3 separate regions of the Homo sapiens genome follow, and regions 1 and 2 are each linked to region 3. The links are chromatin loops, found by intact Hi-C in ENCODE. Cell type or tissue: B cell. All regions are shown on one strand. Each heading gives the region's core, and the rest is flanking DNA. Links, peaks and the distances in the headings are about the cores only. Region 1 holds the start of LOC124903698. Region 2 overlaps BEAN1 (brain expressed associated with NEDD4 1). Region 3 overlaps CMTM2 (CKLF like MARVEL transmembrane domain containing 2).

Region 1 (4,112 bases), core at 9-2,508, 110 kb before region 3:
TTTTATTTTCTGTAGAGATAGCATTTCTTCTGGTGCGGAGCTGAAAGGAATCCACCCAGAAGTTCTGTAGCATCCTGCGTGCAGCCTCCTGGAGCCCCAGACTCCATCTGGGGGAGGGACTTGTTTACAAGCAGTTCTGACCACCTTAGTGGTGTACTGTTTTCTAGGCAAAAAATATCTGTCTGTTGTACTGTATAGCCTTTAAAATGCAGTCCAGGAATGAGACTCTTTTAAGAAACACATCCTGCTTCTGCAATTCCAGAGAGTGCTGGGGGAAAAAAAGGGATAAAAATTCCTACCTACTCATCAGTGTTTGAAAGATGGAGCTGAATAGCTTTTCTTGTTCCTGGACTAGGCAATGAATAAGCAACAATGTATCTTTTCTGTGTTCAAAATAAATACATAATATCAATAAAATGTAGCAAGAAGTAACACTTTCAGAGAGTGCATAAGGTTCCTTTTTTTCTTTTCTTTTTTTCTTCAGACAGGGTCTCACTCAGTCGCCTACGCTGGAGTGCAATGGTATGAACATAGCTCACTGTAGCCTTGAACTCCTGGGCTCAAGTGATCCTCCCACCTCAGCCTCCTAAGCAGCTGGGACTACAGGCATGCACCACCATACCCAGCTAATTTTTGATTTTGAATTTTTGTAAACACAGGGTCTCACTATGTTGCCCAGGCTAGTTGAAACTCCTGGTCTCAAGCGATCCTCTCACCTCAGCCTCCCGAGTAGGGTTTATACCTTCTGAAACTTGTAAGAAAAGGAAACACTAAATAGCAACAAAATGAAAATACACCTCCGGCTAGCAATCTCTACCCATTCATTACCTCTCAAGATTAAGCACCATTGAAGCCTTGTCATTTTCCTGTTGATGTGGATATTTGGATAGTCAGTGCCTTACAGGAGTTGCTTTTTTTTTTTTAACCTCACTGAAACTTGGCATCATTTCTCTGAGACATGGCTGGTGTAACGTCATGAGGATGGGCCATCAACTTCAGGACCTGACTCTAGGAACTTCAGAGACTACACGTTTTACTCTAACAGGAGTTGGCTTGTAGCACCCTGATGGCTTGTACCACCAGGAAAGAGAGGAAAGTGGCAATGAAACTGAAATGAGCTGTTGTCTCACCCTCTGCAGGAATTCCCCTCTTCCTTTCCATGCCCTCCACAACACCATGGCTTGGGCTATTGATCTCTTAGCGGACAGAGCCTGGGCCCCTTCCTCTGTCACATTTCCCTCCCACCAGAACTCCAATAGAGCCCACTAACATAGTCCTAGATGCCCCCAAGTGCCTTGAAAGTGGGGTGCAATCCAAAATTCGAATAGTCCATTAATATAGTCTTAGACCCCAAGTGCCTTGAAAGTGGGGTGCAATCCTGAAGGAGGGTGCAGCGGGGGGAAAGACCACGAGATAGGCTCATCCTTCTGGTTCTCCAGCCCACGTCCCTGCTGGACAGGCCAAGGCTGGCTCTGCTGCGCCTATCACCCCCACCCTGAGCCCACACTGCCACCTGCCGGCTCGCTGCTGCCACTGCTCAAAGTGAACAAGTCAGGCCCTGAAGAATGAGGAAGCCCCTCCTCTCACCTTGAAACACAATACCCACCAGCACTCATAATTGCAGACAAAACCCGTCATTTTAACCCTGGGCTTTTCTTCCACCCTTGAGATGTTCTATGAGGTTGAACCCATTCAAGTATTCCATTTTTGGGGCTCACCCCCGCCCCGCCAGCATCACTCTCTGGACAAAGCCTGACACTTATGTCCCCCTCTCTGTAAGCAAAATAATCATTTTGCATGCCCTCTGTTCTGAACATCACTAGGCATGGCTCTGGTGCCACCTCAGTGCTCTGGGGCTCCACCTCCTGGGAATGAATGCAGAAACTTCCACAGTGATGGTGTCCAGCCATGTGCTGCCCCCAACCGAAACCACCCCACACCGACACCCAGCTCCCACCACAAAGACTTAGGATCCCACAGGCCTTTGGGACTGTCACGCTCTTGGCTTTTCCTGCTCCTCCATCCACGACATGCCCTATGCTGTGGTGTGTCACATATGGCACCACATTCAAGGTCCTTTGCACATTCCTAAGGAGATGCCGCCTGTCTGTGCCAGGGGCCAAGGAGAACACCCCAGGTACCTGGGCTCATCAGAGGCCCAAGGAGATGGAAGGTGAAGCTGCATCACAGGACGATGGAGACAGGGGCCCCAGGGCCAGACCCTGGGATGAGGATGTGGGTGAGAGTTTGGTTAGGGAAGTGTTCCCAGGAGTACCAGATGGAGTGAGGCAGGAAACAAGAAAGGCAAGGAAGCCAGTGAGGGGGTCACCAAGCAGGTCACCACTGCAGGCCACTGAGCGCAGTCCCACTGGTGACTCTGAGACACAGAGTAGAACGCACCTCAAAGTGACGCCCGCCCTCAGGTGGGAGAGACGGGTTGTTTGTACCCTGATGCTCAGCAGACATTTTTGGAGGCTGCCCTTTGGAGAATGTTCATTCCTGCCCCTTGTGGAGGCCAAATGGGCTCCTCTGGCCAGAAAAAAGTCTTCAGGGGAGTCACCGTGCTGGCGATGACGCCATCGTGATAGTCCACAAGAGCCATCATTGGGTCCCCGTGTATGGGTGTGGTGAGGTCCCAGGTCTCTGCAAAGGGCTCCAGCAGCTGCTGCCACACACAAGCAACAGGCATCGCCCAGAAGAGGGCGGAAGGAGGGTTGATACAGAGTAAGGCTGTTCACAGCCACCACGAGGAACATCCATTGTCACACTGGCCAAGCCCACATGCACATACACACACTGGGGCCCCTCCCAAGTTCCTAGAGATACCCCTGGCACACACTCACATGTAGCATCCCTCAGCTCCACCTCCTGTGGTTTCGTGGACATTTGCTCAGACAGCTTTGGTGCACACACACTAGTGCCCTTCTCACTTAGAGCTTGTGCACGTACACACTTGGTGTTGCATACTCCAGTGCCACTGACACTCCCACTCAGCTGTTCCTATCCATGCCCACCTGCATGTCCAGGCTCTTGGCATGAGCGGTGGAGAGACAGTAAGCTTCATCGTCTGAGGAAGTGAATCTTCTGTCCTGGTCTCTGCTTTGCTTCACCCCACATTGCACGTCCTCGGGGCCAGAGGAACTCTCTGGAGCCCAGGACTGGTTGCCTAGATCAGGCCGGGTATCTCTGGGCTTGGGGGCTGGGCAGATCTTTACCCCCAGGGTGGCAGCCCAGTTGTGCCAGCCCAACATGTCTCCAAGAAATCCAAGGTTGCAGGTCCTCAGGCCCTGCCGTCCCCACCTCAGCCATGCCACCACTGACCATCTCACCAGCATGACTCCTGGGGGCCTGGGGCTGCCTGTCTCTCTTCCACTGCCAGTGGCTGCCTGGTCCACAGCCCACCCCAAGGCTGGCACCATCTGAACTGTGTGGTGGAGTAGAAGAGCATCCCTTGAAAAGGACCCTCCACTCCCTGCCACTCTGAGCCTCATTATCCAACTGCAAGAGTCAGAAACCCAACTTGAATCTTCATGAGCAAGGAAGAATACTTACTGAATTGTCCAAGTCAGGCATGGCTGGATCCAGAAAGTCCGGGAATATGGGCAGGTATGTCATCTCTCTCTGGATTCTGCTGTCCACCACAGTGCCTTCATTCTCCCATCAGAACAAAAGTATGGAAGCCCCAAGTCTACTTTGGTTGGTTCATAATCCAAAACAAAGAGATCCTCTCTCTCCCAGAGAGCAAATACCAAGTCTCAGAGAAAACTGGCCCAGACATGTCCTCATCCCTGACTCTCTGAATGGCTGGGATTAGGGTCTCTGTTGTTTGTTTGTTTGTTTGTTGTTTGTTTTTGAGTCAAAGTCTCACCCTGTCGCCCACACTGGAGTGCAGTGGTACGATCTCGGCTCACTGCAACCTCCGTCTCCCAGGTTCAAGCGATTAGCCTGCCTCAGCCTCCTGAGTAGCTGGGATTACGGGCATTCTGAGTAGCTGGGATTACGGGCACATGTCACTGCGCCCAGCTAAATTTTTGTATTTTTAGTAGAGACGGGGTCTCACCATGTTGGCCAGGCTGGTCTTGAACTCCTGACCTCAGGTGATCTGCCTGCCT
Region 2 (4,112 bases), core at 740-3,239, 110 kb before region 3:
AGAGAGCTTAGCAAGGAGGAGCCAAGACATCCAGCTGCCCTCTGGCCCAACCACTCACTGTGTGTTGTCCTCCAGCAAGTCACCGGGCCTCCCAGAACCTCAGCTGTGGAATGAGAGGATTGTGCTCCAGCAGCATTTCCTAAACAGTGTTACTAGGTCTAAGAAAGGAAGATTCTGAGGTCGAATGCTGGACAGGCACAGTTAAATGTGTTTTTTAGCTGCAGGACTTTTCAGAGCCTTTGATGTCCTGGTGCATGGTAAAAAATGCAGAGGAGAATGCAGTGTGGGGAGCTGCCAGACTCATCATAGAAGCCCCTTTTTTTCCCCAAGATACCTAAAGGGCAGTGAGTGTGGGAGGGCTGATCCCAGAGTTCTCTGAAGCCCTCATTCCTTGCTACTCTCCACCGCATTTTCCATGCCCAGCCCAACTCCACAGCTCAAAGCTCCCTGTTCACACCACACTCTTCTTTCTTATCTCCCTCCTTGGAAAGCTATTCAGTTCCCTCCTCCCGGCCTTCCCCTCTTCCCCTGGTTAAATCCTAGACAAGACTCAGCTGTAGCAGCCCCTCCTCCAGGAAGCCCTCCCTGACTTCCAGACTGGTCAGGCCTGCCTTTACTCCCACAGTCCCAGTAGGACCTCTACCAAAGCTCATGACACACTGCCTAGTGCCAGGTTATCCCCAAAGCAGGCTGCCACCACCTTGGGAGCTGGCCAGGACAGGGCCAGCTCTGCTTCCTCTCTGTATCCCCATGCCCAACACGACAATGGCACCCACATTCTGGAGCTGTCACTGATGGATGAAGGCAGCTGTGCTTGGTGAGGAGAGGAGTGGTCAGGTGGGGAATCAGAGCCTCCATGGCCCCAGGTAGACCTACAGACCCATAAGGACCATCCCTGGATCCTGGTCTGAGGCCCAGGCCGGTGGTCTGTTCCCTGCAGTGTCGGACGAGCACACATACAGCCGCTCAAGCCGCAGGATGCGCTATGCCTGCAGCTCCTCAGAGGACTGGCCCCCACCCTTGGACATCAGCTCTGACGGGGACGTGGATGCCACGGTGCTCAGGGAGCTGTACCCAGATTCTCCACCAGGGTAAGGAGGCCTCATGGGGAAGGGGGCATCAGAGGATGGGGCCCTGGACACAAAGACCCCCCAACTCCATCATGGGAAAGAGTGGCACCTCTGCATGTCGTATAAATGCAGAAAACATCTGCTCAGTGGGCATGGCCACCTCCTCCCCACTCCTGACCAAGTAGGTCCCACTGAGGCAGTGTGACTTAGCAGATATCACCTGGAAGTGCTAGGAAAGGAAGAGACAAGCCCACCTCCTCAGGCTGTTGAGTAGGCATGCCGGGAATGCCCCTGCAGTTTCAGGGGAGGTTCCGTGGCAGCTGTTCTGAATTCCCTGGGGATCTGCTCCTCCGGGTGTCTCCCTCAGGGTGGGAGGGAAGGCCAGAGGAGTATCTGGCTATTTCCGTGGCTGTGGGATCAACTTCCCCCTAGGGAAAAAAAACTGTATTGTGTTTCTATAAATAACACCAGGGACTGGGGGGTAAAGAGGGGACAAGCCCATATGCTGACATCTGATGGCCCCAGGTGCACTCGCTCTGGAAATTGTTTCTTGTATGATCATGAGCAAGTTACTTAATCCCGCTGTGCCTGCTTCTCCATTGTGGAAATGTCCATGTAATAATACCTGCCCCAGCCGGGCGTGGGGGCTCACGCCTGTAATCCCAGCACTTTGGGAGGCTGAGGTGGGGGATCACGAGGTCAGGAGATCGAGACCATCCTGGCTAACACGGTGAAACCCCATCTCTACTAAAAATACAAAAAATTCGCCGGGCGTGGTGGCGGGCGCCTGTAGTCCCAGCTACTTGGGAGGCTGAGGCAGGAGAATCGCTTGAACCCGGGAGGCGGAGGTTGTAGTGAGCTGAGATCGCACCACTGCACTCCAGCCTTAGCGACAGAGTGAGACTTCGTCTCAAAAAAATAATAATAAAATAATAATAATAATATCTGCCCCACAGGATACTCATGAAAATGACACAGAAGTGCCAGTAAAATGCTCAGCAAGGCACTGGCTCTTCCCACCAGTGGTGTCGTTACTATTTCGAGGCCACAGGTGATAACTATCATGCTGAGGAGGACGAGGGGAGGGGATCAGGGAGGATGGGCTGACACAGGAAATCGGCCTTTGTCAAGGGTGTGTGGTGCTTGGGTTGGGAGGAACTGGGACCTTCAGAGATACAGAGGAGGGTGTGACCAGCAGAGGGCACAGATGAGCAAAGGCCCAGAGGCAGGCGAGCACGCGTGTGCCACGCTACAGAGGGCACAGTGGGGTTTGACCTCCTCTCCCCTTCCCCTGCCCTGGCTTTCCAGTCATACCCACCTGGGTTTGAGCCCATCCTGGACGCCGCCCAGGTTGATGCTCTCAGGCATGTCACTGTGGCTCTCAGGGGCTCCATTTCTTTGTTTATGAAATAAGGACAAATAACCCTGCTTCCTGGGTTTTCCTGGGAAGGAAGATACTGTGGGTATCTGGGGATGTGGCTCAGGGTTAGACCTGAGCCCTTGGTTCCTGAGGCCATAGCCTGAGGACACAGGCACCTCCCCCATCCCCAGCTGCCTCTGCCCGGTGCAGCTCATCTAAAGGACAGGAACAGGTGGGGCTGCTTCTGATGGAGGTGGAGGTGCACAGATGCCCTGGGGGTGCCTGGGAGCCAACTTCTCCCTGAGTCAGAGCAGAGGGTTGGGTTGGCCTCAGGCACGAGGGGATGCCCCAGCTGCAGGCCTCCATTGTGGTCAGGCACCCCCAAGGCTGGTTGGGTCCAGTGCCTGGACAGGGCTGGGTAGGCATGAGGCAGGGGTGGAGAGGGGTGGGGAAGGTGGGGGCACGACTACGAAGACAGAGGTGATTCCCCCTCCAAACACACACACACACATACATGCACACACGAACACATACACGCACACACCTTCCGAGACCTCCCAGGCAACAAGGGTCTGGCTGAGCCTGGGGTCTCTGTGGCCTCACCTGTAGCCACTGAGGCAGAGACTGGCCTTAGGGATCAAGACGGGTTCCTCTCAGAGAAGTGGGGGGTCATGGAGCCAGAAGGAGGGAGTTATGCCCTCAGCTCCTGAGGACCCCAGAGACAGTGGCAGTGGGAAGAGAAAGGACAGGTGGAGCTTGTGGCCAGGAGGGCCCTGTGCCTGTGATCATGCCCACAGGAGTGGCTGTGTCCAAACTGCCCTCAGGGCCCTCAAGCAGCCCCCTCCCCATGGGGAGCTCTTCTCTGGAGGGCTTTTGTTCCTCTCCTGCCAGCCCCCCTCAGGCAGATCACCCATCAGTACTCGAAGAGGGAAAGGGGTCAGGGCCTCCACCATTCCCTGCTAGGAGACCCCTCCAGCCCTGGATGAATGGCCCGTGTCCTCCTCCTTGGCCTTCCACCTTCACCCCTGCCCCAGGGGCTCGAGCAGGGGTGGTGCTGCCAGTCCTTTCGGGGCAATGGGTGCTCTTTTGCTCTGCATCTGTGGGTTCAGAGGGGCCCAGGGGACTCTTTCCTAAACTGAGAAGGGGAACTTTGGAGTGGCTGGAGACCAGGGTGTCTGGTAGCCTGAGGTTGGTCCTACCCAGCCTCTGCACACCCAGTGCGCTGCGGGGAGATGCTCCCTAGACAGTGGCCACTGCTGTTTCGAGGCACCGCAGACCCAGGCAGCTCAGTGTTCATGCGTTGAGCTCACACCGCATATGAGGGCTGAGTCAGGTCCCAAATCCAGGTCCCAGGGTTCTGAGGTCCCCCTCTGGAGATGGAGGGAAGTAGCAGGGTTTCATTGGAGCCAGCGTGGACAAGGCCCACCCTGGTCCACAGCCAGGACAGCTTGTCACTGCAGATAGACCCCCAGGCCTTTGGGAGAGACCCAGCCCTAAGGCCTAGGTGGGGCACTGAGGGAGCCTCTTCTCTCGTAGCTACGAGGAGTGTGTGGGGCCAGGGGCCACTCAGCTGTATGTCCCCACGGACGCACCACCACCCTACTCGCTGACTGATTCCTGCCCCACGCTGGATGGCACCTCCGACTCAGGCAGCGGCCACAGCCCTGGCCGACACCAGCAGG
Region 3 (4,112 bases), core at 129-2,628:
AGAATGGATTAATGGATTCTAAAAGCCTAAAGTTGATGTAAGCATTATTTTGTTCATTCAGCAAAAGTTACTGACTGTCAGGGTGCAGAGGGCGAGGCCAGGGCAGGGCCTGGGAGCCAAGGCTCCTGAAGTGCTCCCAGGCTACTGGGCACCAAGGGCCTGGGGGACCAGAAGTGTAGGTGTTGCCGGCTAGTGGCCCCAACCAACTGGCAGGGGGCAGGGGGCCAGGGCATGGGGGGCAGAGGAAGACAAGAAACCAGAAAACAAAAGGATCATTTTGTTCACACTGATTATTTTAATTTTACTTTTTTAAAAAAGCATCCAAGCAATTGTTATGAGAAAAATAAGTTTGTTGGCCTTCCTTGCAGTTTAGTTTTTAGGTTGGTTTTGTTTTGTTTTGTTTTGTTTTGTTTTTGTTTTTTGGTGAGACAGAGTTTCACTCTTGTTACCCAGGCTGGAGTGCAACGGTGTGATCTCGGCTCACTGCAACCTCTACCTCCCAGGTTCAAGCAATTCTCCTGCCTCAGCCTCCTTGAGTAGCTGGTATTACAGGCATCTGCCACCACACCTGGCTAATTTTCTGTATCTCTCATACAGATAGGGTTTTACCATGTTGGCCAGGCTGGTCTCGAACTCCTGACCTCAGGTGATCCACCCGCCTCAGCCTCCCAGGGTGCCAGGATTACAGGCGTGAGCCACCATGCCTGGCCTGCAATTTAGTATTGATCCTCACTGAGGTTCACTCCGGTCGAAGTGAGGAGGGCAGGGGGTGTCAACTTCTCAGGGCTCAGGGCCTCCAAGGGCCTGAGTCAGGCTGGCATATGGGCTGAGCAGGGTGGGCACAGGAGGAGTCTAGGGGCTGTTTCCCTCTGGGACCTGGAGTGTCTCCCTCCACTGACAACCTGAGCATAAGGCCTGGAGTCCCCACATGTAGGCCTTGCAGATCTTTCCACCAGAGAAGGCTCTGCTCTCACTGGACAGTCCAGCCATCCTGGCAGGGGAAGGGTTGTCTCCATGAGAGGAAAGCCAGGCCCCAAACTGACCCATGAGGAGCTTGGAAGGGGGTCTGTAGGAGGAAGCATGGAGCCCCGAGCCCAGCCTGGGAGACAAGCTGGGAGGGTTCACTGAGCCTTGGGGACATGATCATGACTTGGGCCAAGGCGATCACTGAAGGCTGTGAGAAGGCCATGTGCTTAGCTGCTGCCGCAAAGGTGTGCCGGAGGAAGGAGGCCCCTGCAGGTCCTTCAGGTGGGGAGACGGGCAGCTGGTGGCCTCTAGGGGTGAAGCCTTGGAACTTGGGGTGGCCCCAGGCTCCTCTACACTTCAAGTCCACTGTCCCCTCTGTAGCCTCACAGCATCCCCTGCAGGCCAGGCAGTGTGAGGCACACCTACCTCTAGCTTTGTAGAGAAAAACTCAAAAATGCACGCTAACCTGCCACATGACCCAGAATTCTTCTCCTGTATATTTAGCCAAGATTAATGGTATACTAGAATGTTCATAACAGCCAAAAACTAGAAAGAGCCACATGTTCAAAAGGAGGTAAATGTGCTACATTCAGAAAACGGAATGCACTACTCAGCAGTAAAAAAAAAAAAAAAAAAAAAAAAAAAAAAAAACTATGAATACAACAACAAGGAAGGATTTCACATAATAGAAACATACCATATGATTCCATTTCTAAGCAGTTCAAGAATAGGCAAAAATACAGTGAAAGAAAACAGTGGTTGCTTGGGGATTGATTATGTAACCCAAAAAGTATCAGACACAGGCCACAATTGATTTAGAAGTTTATTTTGGCCAGGTCCAGTGGCTCATGCCTGTAATCTCAGCACTTTGGGAGGCCGAGGTGGGCAGATCGCTTGGGCCCAGGAGTTTGAGACCAGCCTGTACAACATGGCGAAACCCCGTCTCTACTAAAAATACAAAAATTCACCGGGCGTGGTGGCACGCACCTGTAGTCCCAGCTACTCTGGGGGCTGAGGCAGAAGAATCGCTTGAACCCTGGAGGTGGAGGTTGCAGTGAGCTGAGATCGCGCCACTTGCACTCCAGCCTGGGCGACAGAGCAAGACTCTGTCTCAAAAAAAAAAAAAAAAAAAAAAGTGCCACAGTTAAGGACAATGCCTCAGAAACAGGTCTGTGCCTTTCTCCAAATCATCCAAATGTGATTTTGAGGGCTTCAACATTTAAAGGGAAAAGCGGGCTGAAAGGGAAAGAGAAAGTGTGTAGTCACGTTACTGAAACCACAAGTTGCAAGAGAAAAGGAGCAGGTAGGGGAACAGCGAGTGATGCCTTCTTCTGGCGCTCAGTAAATTGGCATTTGACATAAGATGAACATAGAGCAGCTACCTGTGGGGATATTTCACTTTTCGTCTGTAGCTCTCCGCTTAGGGACAAAAGGAAAGGCGGCTTCTTGCATGACTCAGCTCTCAGCTTAATTTTTTTCTTTTGGCACAGTGAATCGGGGTCCTGAGTATTTTATTTTCCTTTCACATTTCCAAAGAGACATAAGTGAGCTTTTGTGGGTACCAGAACTTTCATCTATTCATTGGAGGAGCTGGTCACACAGGTGTACACATTTGTCAAAACATTCAATAGTATACTTAAGATCTGTGCATTTCATTGTATATAAGTTTTACCTAACAAAGGAAGCTAAATATGACTTATGCTCAGAATCCTGTGGAAAAGTGTGAACTTTCCTAAACGAATTTGGTCACTCCTCTCAACTCCTGGGGTAATACTTGTGAGCAGGCAGGGTTTCTGCGAATCCCAGGATATAATGAGCCTGAAGTGGGGGCTGGGCTGGGGCTGAGCGAGACTTCAGGTGTCATGCTAAGAAGAGGACCCCAGGACAGCGACATGGGCTGTAGGAAGATGCCCCTTCAGAACAGAACTACATCAGGTAAGTACTTGTCTGGAGCGGGGAATGGCCTGGGTGTGGGGCATGTCACTTACACATCTGGTTGAAATGCAGATTCAGCAAAAAGCCTAATTAATTAATACACACAGAATAAAAATGGATGCTGTGTCCCTCAAACAAAAGAGACTCAAAAAGGGCAACCAGCAAACAAGAGTTCTTGGGGTAGGAGTGTGGGAAACTACAACAAAGATTTTGAATTTTTGTTGTTGCTGTTGTTGTTGTTGAGACAGAGTCTCATTCTGTCGCCCAGGCTGGAGTGCAGTGGCGCGATCTCGGCTTGCTGCAACCTCCACCTCCCCGGTTCAAGCGACTGTCCTGCCTCAGCCTCCCAAGTACCTGGGATTACAGGTGCCTGCCACCATGCCTGTCTAATTTTTTTAGTATTTTTAGTAGAAACGGGGTTTCACCATGTTGTCCAGGCTGCTTTCGAACTCCTGACCTCAAGCGATCCACTCGCCTCAACCTCCCAGAATGCTGGGATTACAGCGTGAGCCACTGCATCCAGCCAAGATTTTAAAATTTAACAGAGGGGTTGAATAATAGAATAGACATAATTTAAGATGGCAATTCATGATTTGAAAAATAAAGGAAATCTAGAAAATCAAACAAAAAGGCAGACTTTCTTTTTTGGAAAAAAGACACAGAGGACAAATCTAGGAGGATTTATCCAACAACCATCTCAAAGGAGTCACAGAAGGTGAGAAAATCTTAAACAGAAAAAAATTTTCAGTTAAAACTAAAATCTTATAGAAAGGACCCACCAAGGCCAGGTGTGGTGGCTCACGCCTATAATCCCAGCACTTTGGGAAGCCGAGGCAGGTGGATCCCTTGAGCTCAGGAGTTAGAGATCAGCCTGGCCAACATGGCAAAACCCTGTCTCTACAAAAAACAAAAAAATTAGCCGGGCATACTGGTGTGTGCCTGTAGTCCCAGCTATTCCAGAGGTTGAAGTGGGAAAATCAATCACTTGAGGCTGAGAGGTCGAGGCTGCAGTGAACCAAGATTGCACCACTGCACCCTAGCCTGGGTGACAAAGCAAGACCCTGTTTCAAAAAAAAAAAAAAGAAGAAGAAAGGGAGAGAGAGAAAGAAAAAAAGAAAGAGAGGGAGAAGGAAGGAAGGAAGGAAGGAAGGGGAGGGGAAGGGAAGGGAAGGGAAGGAAGGAGGGAGGGAGGGAGGAAGGAAGGGAGAAAA

Evidence for each region. Hi-C counts contacts between places; a loop is a spot of excess contacts. Peaks named below come from ENCODE experiments on the same cell type or tissue, not always from the same donor. Only the 100,000 strongest peaks of a DNase experiment are listed, where the experiment ranks them.
Region 1: it touches region 3 in a loop (8-fold over the local background); 28 of 110 quality-filtered maps call a loop at or near these places.
Region 2: it touches region 3 in a loop (33-fold over the local background); 28 of 110 quality-filtered maps call a loop at or near these places.

The regions. Positions count from the first base shown.
Region 1 is chr16:66,482,394-66,486,505 of GRCh38, forward strand. BEAN1 (brain expressed associated with NEDD4 1) reads left to right here. Exons shown (of 5, transcript NM_001178020.3): 5 at 1-440. It overlaps LOC124903698, which reads right to left and starts at 3,889. Exons shown (of 5, transcript XM_047435016.1): 1 at 1-3,889. The coding sequence starts at 2,756. The coding sequence ends at 2,151. RefSeq lists an enhancer at 1,764-2,744 and a silencer at 2,557-2,626. In B cell, for the core only: CTCF peaks have their summits at 1,517 (motif pointing left) and 1,721; a DNase peak (open chromatin) is centred at 1,518.
Region 2 is chr16:66,476,620-66,480,731 of GRCh38, forward strand. It overlaps BEAN1 (brain expressed associated with NEDD4 1), which reads left to right. Exons shown (of 5, transcript NM_001178020.3): 4 at 941-1,091; 5 at 3,967-4,112. It overlaps LOC124903698, which reads right to left. Exons shown (of 5, transcript XM_047435016.1): 2 at 2,389-3,800; 3 at 1,325-1,498. Among named protein-coding and RNA genes, the nearest start is that of BEAN1-AS1, 2.3 kb to the left of the region's middle. RefSeq lists enhancers at 459-1,000, 1,541-2,081, 3,163-3,702. In B cell, for the core only: CTCF peaks have their summits at 2,245 (motif pointing right) and 2,445; a DNase peak (open chromatin) is centred at 2,262; H3K27me3 peaks cover 592 bases.
Region 3 is chr16:66,588,245-66,592,356 of GRCh38, forward strand. CMTM2 (CKLF like MARVEL transmembrane domain containing 2) reads left to right here. Exons shown (of 4, transcript NM_144673.3): 4 at 1-31. Among named protein-coding and RNA genes, the nearest start is that of CMTM2, 11 kb to the left of the region's middle. In B cell, for the core only: CTCF peaks have their summits at 1,374 (motif pointing left) and 1,576; DNase peaks (open chromatin) are centred at 1,337 and 2,237; H3K4me3 peaks cover 722 bases; H3K27me3 peaks cover 162 bases.